Regions from separate parts of the Homo sapiens genome. Here region 1 is linked to region 2. A link is a loop called in an ENCODE intact Hi-C map of the cell type or tissue named here. Cell type or tissue: right lobe of liver. All regions are shown on one strand. Region 1 overlaps ARHGAP26 (Rho GTPase activating protein 26). Region 2 overlaps ARHGAP26 (Rho GTPase activating protein 26).

What was found. Hi-C counts contacts between places; a loop is a spot of excess contacts. Peaks named below come from ENCODE experiments on the same cell type or tissue, not always from the same donor. Only the 100,000 strongest peaks of a DNase experiment are listed, where the experiment ranks them.
Region 1: it touches region 2 in a loop (2.5-fold over the local background); 25 of 110 quality-filtered maps call a loop at or near these places.

Annotation. Positions count from the first base shown.
Region 1 is chr5:142,814,444-142,819,443 of GRCh38, reverse strand. The region is part of intron 1 of ARHGAP26 (Rho GTPase activating protein 26); the gene reads right to left. Among named protein-coding and RNA genes, the nearest start is that of ARHGAP26, 47 kb to the right of the region's middle. In right lobe of liver, no CTCF peak of the experiment used is centred here; DNase peaks (open chromatin) are centred at 1,173 and 2,773; H3K27ac peaks cover 4,042 bases.
Region 2 is chr5:142,878,515-142,883,514 of GRCh38, reverse strand. It overlaps ARHGAP26 (Rho GTPase activating protein 26), which reads right to left. Exons shown (of 23, transcript NM_001135608.3): 4 at 4,070-4,141. Among named protein-coding and RNA genes, the nearest start is that of ARHGAP26-AS1, 12 kb to the right of the region's middle. In right lobe of liver, a CTCF peak has its summit at 2,822; DNase peaks (open chromatin) are centred at 284, 2,185 and 2,824; H3K27ac peaks cover 1,594 bases.

The sequences.
Region 1 (5,000 bases), 64 kb after region 2:
CTCCTGCCAGAAGGCCAGAAAATTATGTCACCTGTGGGTGTGACTGACTTGTCCAGGTGTCCTTTTTGTGACCTGTCTACCCCATCAGTGAGATGAAACATGCCCACCCACCCACAGCCCAGACTCCCCACTGCAAGGACCATGGTTGACCTCTGACCTACTGGGGCCAATCTGCTTTTCTTCAGGGGAATTTGTAATTAGGGCACAGAGGAACTTGTTAATTGACGTTAGACAAGCAAACTGAGGAATGTTTTCGACTTGGACTAGGGTGACCTCCTGAGGCAGAAAACCAGTCCATAGAGGCAAGTAAGAGGAGACACCAGCTGCCCTAGAGAAAAAGTAGGCACAGGGACATCCCAGTAACCTAGCAATAAACTTCTCTTTAGCTGGTCTGAGCAGGCAGTTTCTCCTTGCAACCAAATCACCCCTAAGACTCACTGTGCTGCACAGCTCTGGCTCCAATGTCCAGGTGGAGTTGAAGGAAGGCTAGAAGCTGGGTGAGCACCCTTCCCAGATATACCCCAAAAGAGGGTAGGGCTTGAACCTTATCATAGGGTCAGGGAAGGGGCATTCTAATGTGGGTCCCCTCCACATTACTCCAGGTGAGAGGTGCCACAAGAAGGAGCAAACAGGAGGGTACCTGGAGCTCTTCCCTCCTGCTGATAGTGGGGAAACAATGACGACAAACACAGCTTACAGTTACTGTGTATGTTAGCATGTGAATCGGGCTCTTTACAATTGTTACCTCATTTTGTTTTTCTTGAGAGCCCCATGAAGGTGGTAATGTCATTTTCCTCATTTTATACATGAGGAAATGAAGACTCAGAAATATTAAGTGATCTCCAAGGTGATATAGCTAATAAATAAAGGATCCAAACTCCAGAGTCTGAGCCATCTCACTACCTTGCTTTTTTAAATGATATTAAAGGACAGGACAGAGACCCCAAGTAGACCTACTGTCAGAGTGACAGCAGACGGTGCAGCCACCAAAAGGTCCTCCCTCCAGCAGCCCTGTCTCCTGTGCCGTCAGTCCCTGACCCCAGCCAGCAATGCCACACCTATGGGCACAGCACCAAGAAACAAGGGTGTGCAGAGGTAAGAGGCTGGGGGAGAGGCTGTGCCACCTGACCGGGGCATGGCTTGGCTGGCCAGAACAAGGCCCAGTGGAGCCTGGCTTGGTCCCAGATCACAGAGGGTTAAACCAGAGTGACTTTTTTTTTTTTTTTACAATAATTGGTACATGGCATTCTCCTTTGTGGTCCCACATGGCACGGTGGAAGGAAAGATACACTTCCAGGCCAGGCAGAACCAAGGAAGCCTGCCAATACCCAAGCTGTCCCAACTCCTAACAAATACTGGAACAGAAACTACATTCCTGGTGTTAGGACTGGATGACATGCTAAGAAAGAGAAAGCAGAACCTTAAATACAAGCCCAGAACCTGTTCTGACACCCTATAACTCATATCTCATTTCCAAAACCTAAAGCTCAGAGAAGACAACAAAGCTGTCAAAGTTCACAAATGAATCACAACTAAAACTCTGATTCCCCAAACTCCAAGTAGATTTCAGGTTCTGTCCAGGAATTTTAAGTAAGTCTCCTGAGCTTTTCAACATTAGTATGGCTGGTCCTATAAAAATAATGCTGATACAACCACTCTCCACCATCACTGCAGCAGGGGCAAACAGTGCAATTTGGCGAGCACAGATGTAATGACTGCTCCTGGCAAGTCACTGAGGCCAGCACTGAAGTTGAGCTGATGTGTCCACACCACCTCATGAGAGGTGGGCACTTACTACATGGCCACCCAGGGATGGGGATTAGGTCTGTGGTCAGGGAACGTGAGTAACAAAGATGGCAGGCTGAAATCGAGGCCCGACCCCAGACCCAATCCCACCCACAGGCCACCAACAGCCCTCTTATCCTTCACCTCTACAGCAGGAAGACCTGTCTTATGAACCCGGGACTGCAAGGCACCATCCTCTCAGTGCCTTTCCCCTTTATCTCTGACTGTTCTGCACTTGCCTCTCACTTTTCCTCCTCTTACCCTGAAAGGGGAATGGTTCCCTGGTTCTACCCAAGCCTCTTCTCTCTCCCTTGTTTTCAACAATGACTCTGTGAAGGTGGCACTCGCCACTGTCCCTTGCCAACTCTGCTCCTGCTCTTTCCAGCCAGCTGCTGGGTCTCATCACCTGAATACAGTGCCAGCACCTCCACCTTCCCCCTCCCCTCCCATCTGCTTCTCTGCCTGAGTTCCTGATTTCTGGCACTGGGGAGAGAACTAACATTTACTGAACTTCCCACACTTCCAGGACCATGCTGAGTGTTTTCCAGTTCCTTAATTTAAAAGAATCATTAAAGTCTCAGAAGCCCAAGATGCAAAATCCCATCACCCTCTCTGTCCCCTCCCTCTGCCCTGGCTCCTGCATCTAGTCAGTGATCAAGCCCCATCCACGTGCTCTCTCTCCTCACTACACAGCCCACTTGTAGGTTTCTCCGTAAGCCCTCTTCTTCCCACACTCTGTCTCCTACCTGCTCCCCCTCCCGCTGCTCCTGCCTCCACACTCCATGCAAACCACACTGGACACTATCTTCTTGAGCACAGTGCTGATCACACTAACCCTCTGCTCAAGGACTGATCACACCTTCCCCCTATCTTTTCCTCCGAACCAACCCCAAATGACTTGCCTGGCACTGAAGGCCTGCCACAATGTGGCTGTGACATACATTCCAACTTACCACCCACTGCTTCCCTGCAAGGCAGCTGGGCTCCAGCCAAACCATGTGACTCCCATTCCCTGAAGCCACACTGCACTTCACAAGCCTTTGCTCACACAGTTCTTTCCATCTCATGTGTCTCTTCTTCCTATTTCTTCTGACTCAACTCCTCTTTCTCCAAGGCCCAGGGCGCACATGGCATCTCCTACAAGATGCCTTTGCTTCTCCACTAATGGAGAGTGACTATCCTCCTGTGAATTGTGGCTTCACTCATGTACTCCTCCTATGGCACTATTTAATTGTGTTCTCTATGATACCAGATGCTCCTTAGGGGAAGAGATTGAGCAGGCTTTATCGCTGCAGCCTTCACTGTACCTAACACTCTTTACATCAAAATGATATCCATTCACTCATCAACACATATTTATCCAGTGTCGATCATGCACCAAGTTGCTCTCAGCTGCTCAGTATATGATGGTAAACAAAAAAAGACATGGTTCCTACCCTCATGGGCTTTCCATCTAATGATGAGCCAAACTTCAATCAAATTGTACCCAAATGAGTGTACAGTTAGCAATATCTCTATGCTGTAGAAGGGAAAGAATCAGAGTCCTACAGAAGCACAGAGGGGCTGGACACCATGGTTCACACCTGTAATCCCAATACACTGGAAGGCCCAGGCGGGTGGACGGCTTCAGCCCAGGAGTTTGAGACAGCCTAGGCAACATATCGGGACCTCATCTCTACAAAAATTAAAAAAAAAAAAACAATAAGCATGGTGGTGCATGTCTGTGGTCCCAGCTACTCAGGAGACTAAGGTGGGAGAATCACTTGAGCCCAGGAGGTTGAGGCTGCAGTGAGCCATGATTGTACCACTGTACTCCAACCTGGGTGATAGAGTGAGACCTGGTCTCAAAAAAATAAGAAGAAAAGAGCAGCAGTAGCACAGATGGACCAGGAAGGCTAGCCGGGGAAAGTGAGGCTCGAATGAGTCTGAAAGTGGTGAGAAGGGGAAGTGGCAAAAGTGCTCCAGGTCCTGGGGACAGCCTGTGCAAAGGCCCTGTGGTGGACCAGGGCTGACAGCCAGTGTGGTTGGAGACTGCAAAGGAAGCAGGGGAAGGTGCTAGAAGGTGGCAGGGACATCTCAATAAATGTGTGCAGTGAATAAGAATCCATGACCCTCATCACTTAGCAAACTTTTTTAACCAATAAAACTAACCAACCTTAGATTTATAACAAAACACAAAATATAACTTAAAAAATACTCTTTTCCATTTAAAAGAAATGTCCTCCTTCAGTGTAACTGCTGTTCTCTAAAAAAGACTAAAGTGAGTTCTCATAGCTAAAATAGAAATAGAAAAGCAAGCATAAAAATTATGTAATTCTGGCCAGGCATGGTGGTTCACACCGGTAATCCCAGCACTTTGGAAGGCCGAGGCATGCAGATCACCTAAGGTCAGGAGTTTGAGACCAGCCTGGCCAACATGGTGAAACCATATCTCTACTAAAAATACACTGGCCAACATGGTGAAACCATATCTCTACTAAAAATACAAAAATTAGCCAGGTGTAGCAGCGCTGGTCTGTAATCCCAGCTACTTGGGAGGCTGAGGCAGGGGAATCCCTTGAACCCGGGAGGCAGAGGTTGCAGTGAGCCGAGATCATGCCACCCCACTCCAGCCTGGGTGACAGAGCAAGACTCTGTCTCTAAAAGATAAAAATCATGTAATTCCGTAAGTAATATGATGTTGCTCTATCCCTGAGTCAGGAGCCAGCCAACTGACTAGGGAAACAGCCTCTCAATCATCCTACATTGATAACAAGAGCAGAGGCTAATAACTGGCTAATAACTATTGAGCATTGTCTACAGGCACTAACGCATTATCTCATCTGATTGTCACAACAACCAGTGTGGTAAGTACCAACATCATTACCATCTTACAGATAGGGAAACTGAAGCCCAGAGAGGTTAAATAATTGGCTCAAGGTCACACAGGTGATGAGCAGTAGAGCTAGGTTCTGAATGCGGGTTAGTGGGACTCCGGAGCCTGTACACTTAGTCACCATACTACACTGCCTCACAAGCTAGCTACCATGTCAGTACTTCCAGAATCTTATTTACTTGTTTATCTCACCTTGTTGTACTGAAGATTTAAGCCACTGAGCACCGGCAACACAAAAAAGATAAAAATCATCTCTGAAGCAATGCAGTGGAACTTCTCATGTCAGCTCCCTTCCTGTTCCAGGTCTCTTTCAAAACACTCCAACTCTTCCTCCAATTTT
Region 2 (5,000 bases):
CATACTCATTTCCATGAATCTGAGTTTTGCTTAAAAGACTGTTCACATACAAGAACAATTAAACATTTAGCAGCAAATGAAGAAAAAGCCTGAGGACACATTACTCCTTCAAATTTGAGGAGGGTACAGGCAAGAGACTTGACTCAAGCAATTCTTTTCCATTAGTGAAACCAGCAACTTTGAACTGGGGCTCCAACTCCAAATGCTGCTCACATGTATCCGCTCCCACCAGCCTTATCAGCAACTCCAAAAGGAGAATCCTGGTCCCAGACAGTCCAGCTGGCCAGAGGTGAGAAAAGGCCAGGGAACATGAGTCACTGGCATTCTGGGACATTCTGGCAACTTGTGCCTCCACATTCCATGTTTAAGAGGACACCCAAAGTTAGAGAAAAAAATAAGGAGAAAGGGAAGCCGTTTCTGTCCTGAGAAAACAGCAATAAGACCTCTGCAGCAAAAAAGTACTACAGCTTAGATAATGTTCTTAAGATGGGAGAGTGTGTCCATTACTCAGGACACAAGATGGTTTTCACCTTCCAGAGAGTCTACTGTGGGGTAGTTAAGTCAAGGATTGAGTTAGAATCCTAAAATTTATTCCCAACTCAATATGGACTGGCTAGAAACAAATCACCATCCCTCTCCAGGACTCAATTTCCTCAACTATAAATTGAGGATGATTAGATAATTGCTCGGGTTTCTTCTTTCAGCTCAAGGACCATATAACAAAATAAAAATAAGAACACCCCCTCCTCAAAGGATTTCTAGGGTTAAATGAAATAAACCACATACAGTGCTTGGCAGGGTGCCTACCACATGGAAAGTGCTCAATAAATGTCAGCAATGGTGGTGACAGTGGTGAGCTCATCACCTAAACCTGCCTCCTTCTTATCAAGAACACACCTGCTTTCCATGTCCTGTGTGCCATGAAGGTAACCGTCCCAAGAACCTACTACAATTGGAAATTAGACATTTATTTGTATCTTTTTGTCTGATGTCTTTCACCCCAGCTACTTCATGAGCACAGCAACCACGCCTGCCTTGTTCTCCACCAAATATCAGGGCACAGAACAGTGCTGGCACAGAGCAGGCTCTCACATATTTTTTAAACAAATGAACTGTGTGTATCTAATATAATCACTAACATTGAATGACTACATGACCAACCTTGTTCTCATGTTCAGGTAGCTATACGACAGACACCGTTTTAAGCATTTGATAGGAGTTCACTCACTTCTTCTTCATAATAACTCTACGAGGCAAGTTTTATTATTACCCCCATTTTAGAGATCAGGAAACAGGCATGAAGAGGTTTAGTAACCTCCCCAAGTCTACATGCAAATGGCAGAAGTGAGATTTGGATTCAGACAGTCTAGCTGTAGACCCACTCTCTACGCTACTCTCTTATGTCTGTTATACTTATTCTAGAGTCCAGCATTCCAAATGTACCTCTAATACAGGAAAAAATAATTTCCTCAAACTTGGAAATAGAAACTTAGGGCCATGGTTATGTCAAGCACCAGGGGTCGTGCCCTACTCCAGAGTAGCACATTAGCATAAGAATGCCCAAGAATCTTCCTCCCTGGCAGCCTTCACATGGTGCACTCTCCAACAGGCTGTTATGGCAACCGAAGCAGCACCAGAGAGTGGAGGAGGAGGAAAAAGTAATTTTAGCATGGCACAGACAGAGTTCAGAACCTCCACTTGGCCAATACCCAAACCAGCTGAAGAGCACTTGCTGGCTCTGAGATGTTCTTGAGACTGCTCCCTGGGTCGCCTAGAAGTGGATCTGTTGTTTGCTTGTTTGTTGTCTCTTAAATTTACATAATGTTATGATATAAATGTATGTGTGTGTGGAGTGATGCAAAGGAGGACATGCCAGGAGGAAAAAATGACAAATGGGGAAGGATGAGACATCACCCAAATGTCATCACAATTCTTCTTTAGTGATCATCCAAAAGTTATTTAATAATCAATAATTATTCATGGTTTAATGAATAGGAGAATAGAATATGCATGAGGGGAAACATGCTTTGGTGAGTGACTACTTAAATTCTTTTATTCTAGTATGTCACCATCTATACCACCCCCCAGCCGCCGCCCCGGGGGACAGTAGCTCCTCCTATCATTAAGATCACTGGTATCAAGCCCAAAGGGAGCTCACTCAGACTCTTGCCTCACCTCCTTGGTAACCATGGTAACCCTCAAGCCAGTGAGAGAAGAGGCCAGAGAGAGAGGCATCTGTGCTCAGAAGGAGAAGTAACTACTGAAAAGATGACTCAACAAACAGCTCTGCTCTGCCTCAGTCTCCAAGCTCTGCATAACCCCCGGAAGCCACTGCCAAGCATGTTCAAGAGTGGGGAGGCACAGGCCCCAAGGCCACCAAGAGGAGCCCTGCGGGCAGGGCCTGCACTGCCAGGAACTGAGGGAGCATTCGCTCACGGCTTATTAACTGCCATCACTGGACTGGTTCACAGTCTGTATGAATTCTTAGTGGAATAAGACTTTGTGTAAATTATACATTCCTTAATCTCTGATACAGCACCAGTGAGCTCCCACTTCCTCATAAATGTGTAAACTAAAATTAGTAGAAAATACTCTAAAACTGGGAGAAAGTCTTTGCCACAGTCCCTCTTTCAAACTGTAATCAACCATCCCTCTGAAAGACCCTGACTAAACATCATCTTTTGCAGGCCCTAATCATATCTATTTCCAGAAAGCAGATGCACTCAGGGGTGTGTGTGTTGTAGGGGTGAGGAATACCTCATTTTGCAACTAAGCAAAATCCACACAAAGTAAGAGGGTGGTGTTGCCCAAAAGCCCCTGCAGGTGGCGTAAGAGACCGCAGCTGAATTGACTCACAGTTCCAGAAAAACAGGAAGAAAACGTTGGAAATCTTTTTGCTTTCATTGATTCCAATGAAAACATCTTCTCTGCAGGTAGCCTCTAACACTCTACCGAAGGTCAAACCAGCTAGAGTTTCCTAGTGATTTTTTTTTTTTTGGACATGGAGTCTTGCTCTGTTGCCCAGGCTGCAGTCAGTGGCGCGATCTCGGCTCACTGCAACCTCCACCTCCTGGGTTCAAGCGATTCTCCTGCCTCAGCCTCCCGAGTAGCTGGGAACTACAGGCACCCACCACCATGCCCAGCTAATTTTTCTATTTTAGTAGAGACGGGGTTTCGCCATATTGGCCAGCCTGGTCTCGAACTCCTGACCTCGTGATCTGCCCACCTAGGCCTCCCAAAGTGCTGGGATTACAGGCATGAGCCACTGCGCCCAGCCCTCCTAGTGATTTATTACAGGGCAAAGGAGCCCTGGAGAATCCACCTTTTAAAAAGGAACAGGATTCCCTTTGCAGTCTCTCAAGAACACATTAGAATTAGTCAAGCTTAGGCTACAGTCCCTCCAGGTCAGTGATAACAAACGGTGATCTCCAGGTTGAAGCAGGCCTGCAGATGTCATTTTTTGACCTGCACAATGGGTAATATATATTTTAAAATTATTTGCCAACAAGAAATTTCACATAAAACTGGCTTTTCAGTTTGTCTTGAAACATTTAAAGAATCAGCAAGAGAGGGCCCATTTCCAGACCCAACAAAAATCAGCTAAACCTAAGTACCAGCTGCCTCCTTTTAAAGAAAGTCCCTGTACCCACAGGGCACAAATTTGTAACCCCTGCTTAGGCTGCAAGTCCTGGACCTCCACAAAATACAATTCCACGAAAACAAATGTATTGTTCAATAAAGACAATTGTCTAAGCACACAGCTATCTATTATAATAACACAAATGAGGTGTGGTTTCTACCTTTGGATGATTTATGAACAAGCACAGAACAATGAGGTAACAAAATACCAGAATGGCCCCTCCGGGGTTGACGGCTCAGATGGTCGTACTTCAGTCACCCGTAAAGAACCGATGAGTTGGGCTCTATAGAGTTTTCTGCCTAAGATTTTCTGAAGAAGGTGGGCTTCGATTTTCTGAAGACATTTCTGAAGACTTTGTTTTAAAGAAAGGTGCTATGTTTTCCAGACCTCTCACCCTAAAATCCAGACCAAAGCTTGCAAAATTCTCACCTTGGCAGCCCCGATCTGTTCCTTTCGAAACTTCTCCAAGGGAGTGATGAGCACCTCGCTGGCATTCTCAATCTGGTGAAGAACAACAGAGTAAGGGAAAGAAGACACAAAAGCAGTATCAGTAAAGAATTACAGCAGCTCCAGCATGAGATGCCTCCCCATGTCTTAAAATAAAATTTGGGGAGGCAGTGTTGTACATGTCAACTGTTTACAACCTTCGAACTAATAGCATGTCAAATCAAAACTGTCATCATTTCAAAACATGATAATCTTCCTCCCATGCATGATTAATACTGATTATTTAAAAGTAAAAATGAGGAACTCTAAAACTGTAAGCGATCCTCTGAAGGGGCAGAGGGGAACTGGTAAAAGAGTGGGGTCTAAGTTACAAGCTTCGGTGACATTTTCTTGCAAATATTCATTTACCCAAGTTATGGGTAAAGTAGATCAACACTGAGTCTAGGTTAAAAACAAATAAACAAAGAAACACCTCTGGACATCTGATGGCATAAAAACCTTCCAAGCTTGATTTTGTGTTGCTCTACCAAGACAGGACTGGACTAGAGCCAGGACACCTGTGCCTCCTGACTACTGGCTGCCTCTCAACTTCATCTCACAGGGCTCACCCCTCAGGTCCTGCATTCCAACCTACTGGCACTCCAATGCACCTCAAACGCACCAAACTCGTCCCACCTCAGGGCCGTAGCATTTGGCTATTCTTTCAGACACTGTGTTCCCAAACCCTTACAGGGACAGCTCCTTCATGTAATTAAGATTTCAGCTTAAAGGTCACCTCTTTAGGGAGGCCTTCCCTGACTACCAACATAACTCAACTTCCCTCCCCTACCAAGTGTGTTCTGGTTCACCACTACACACTACACATTTATACACACACACACACATGCGTGCACACACACACACATACACATCA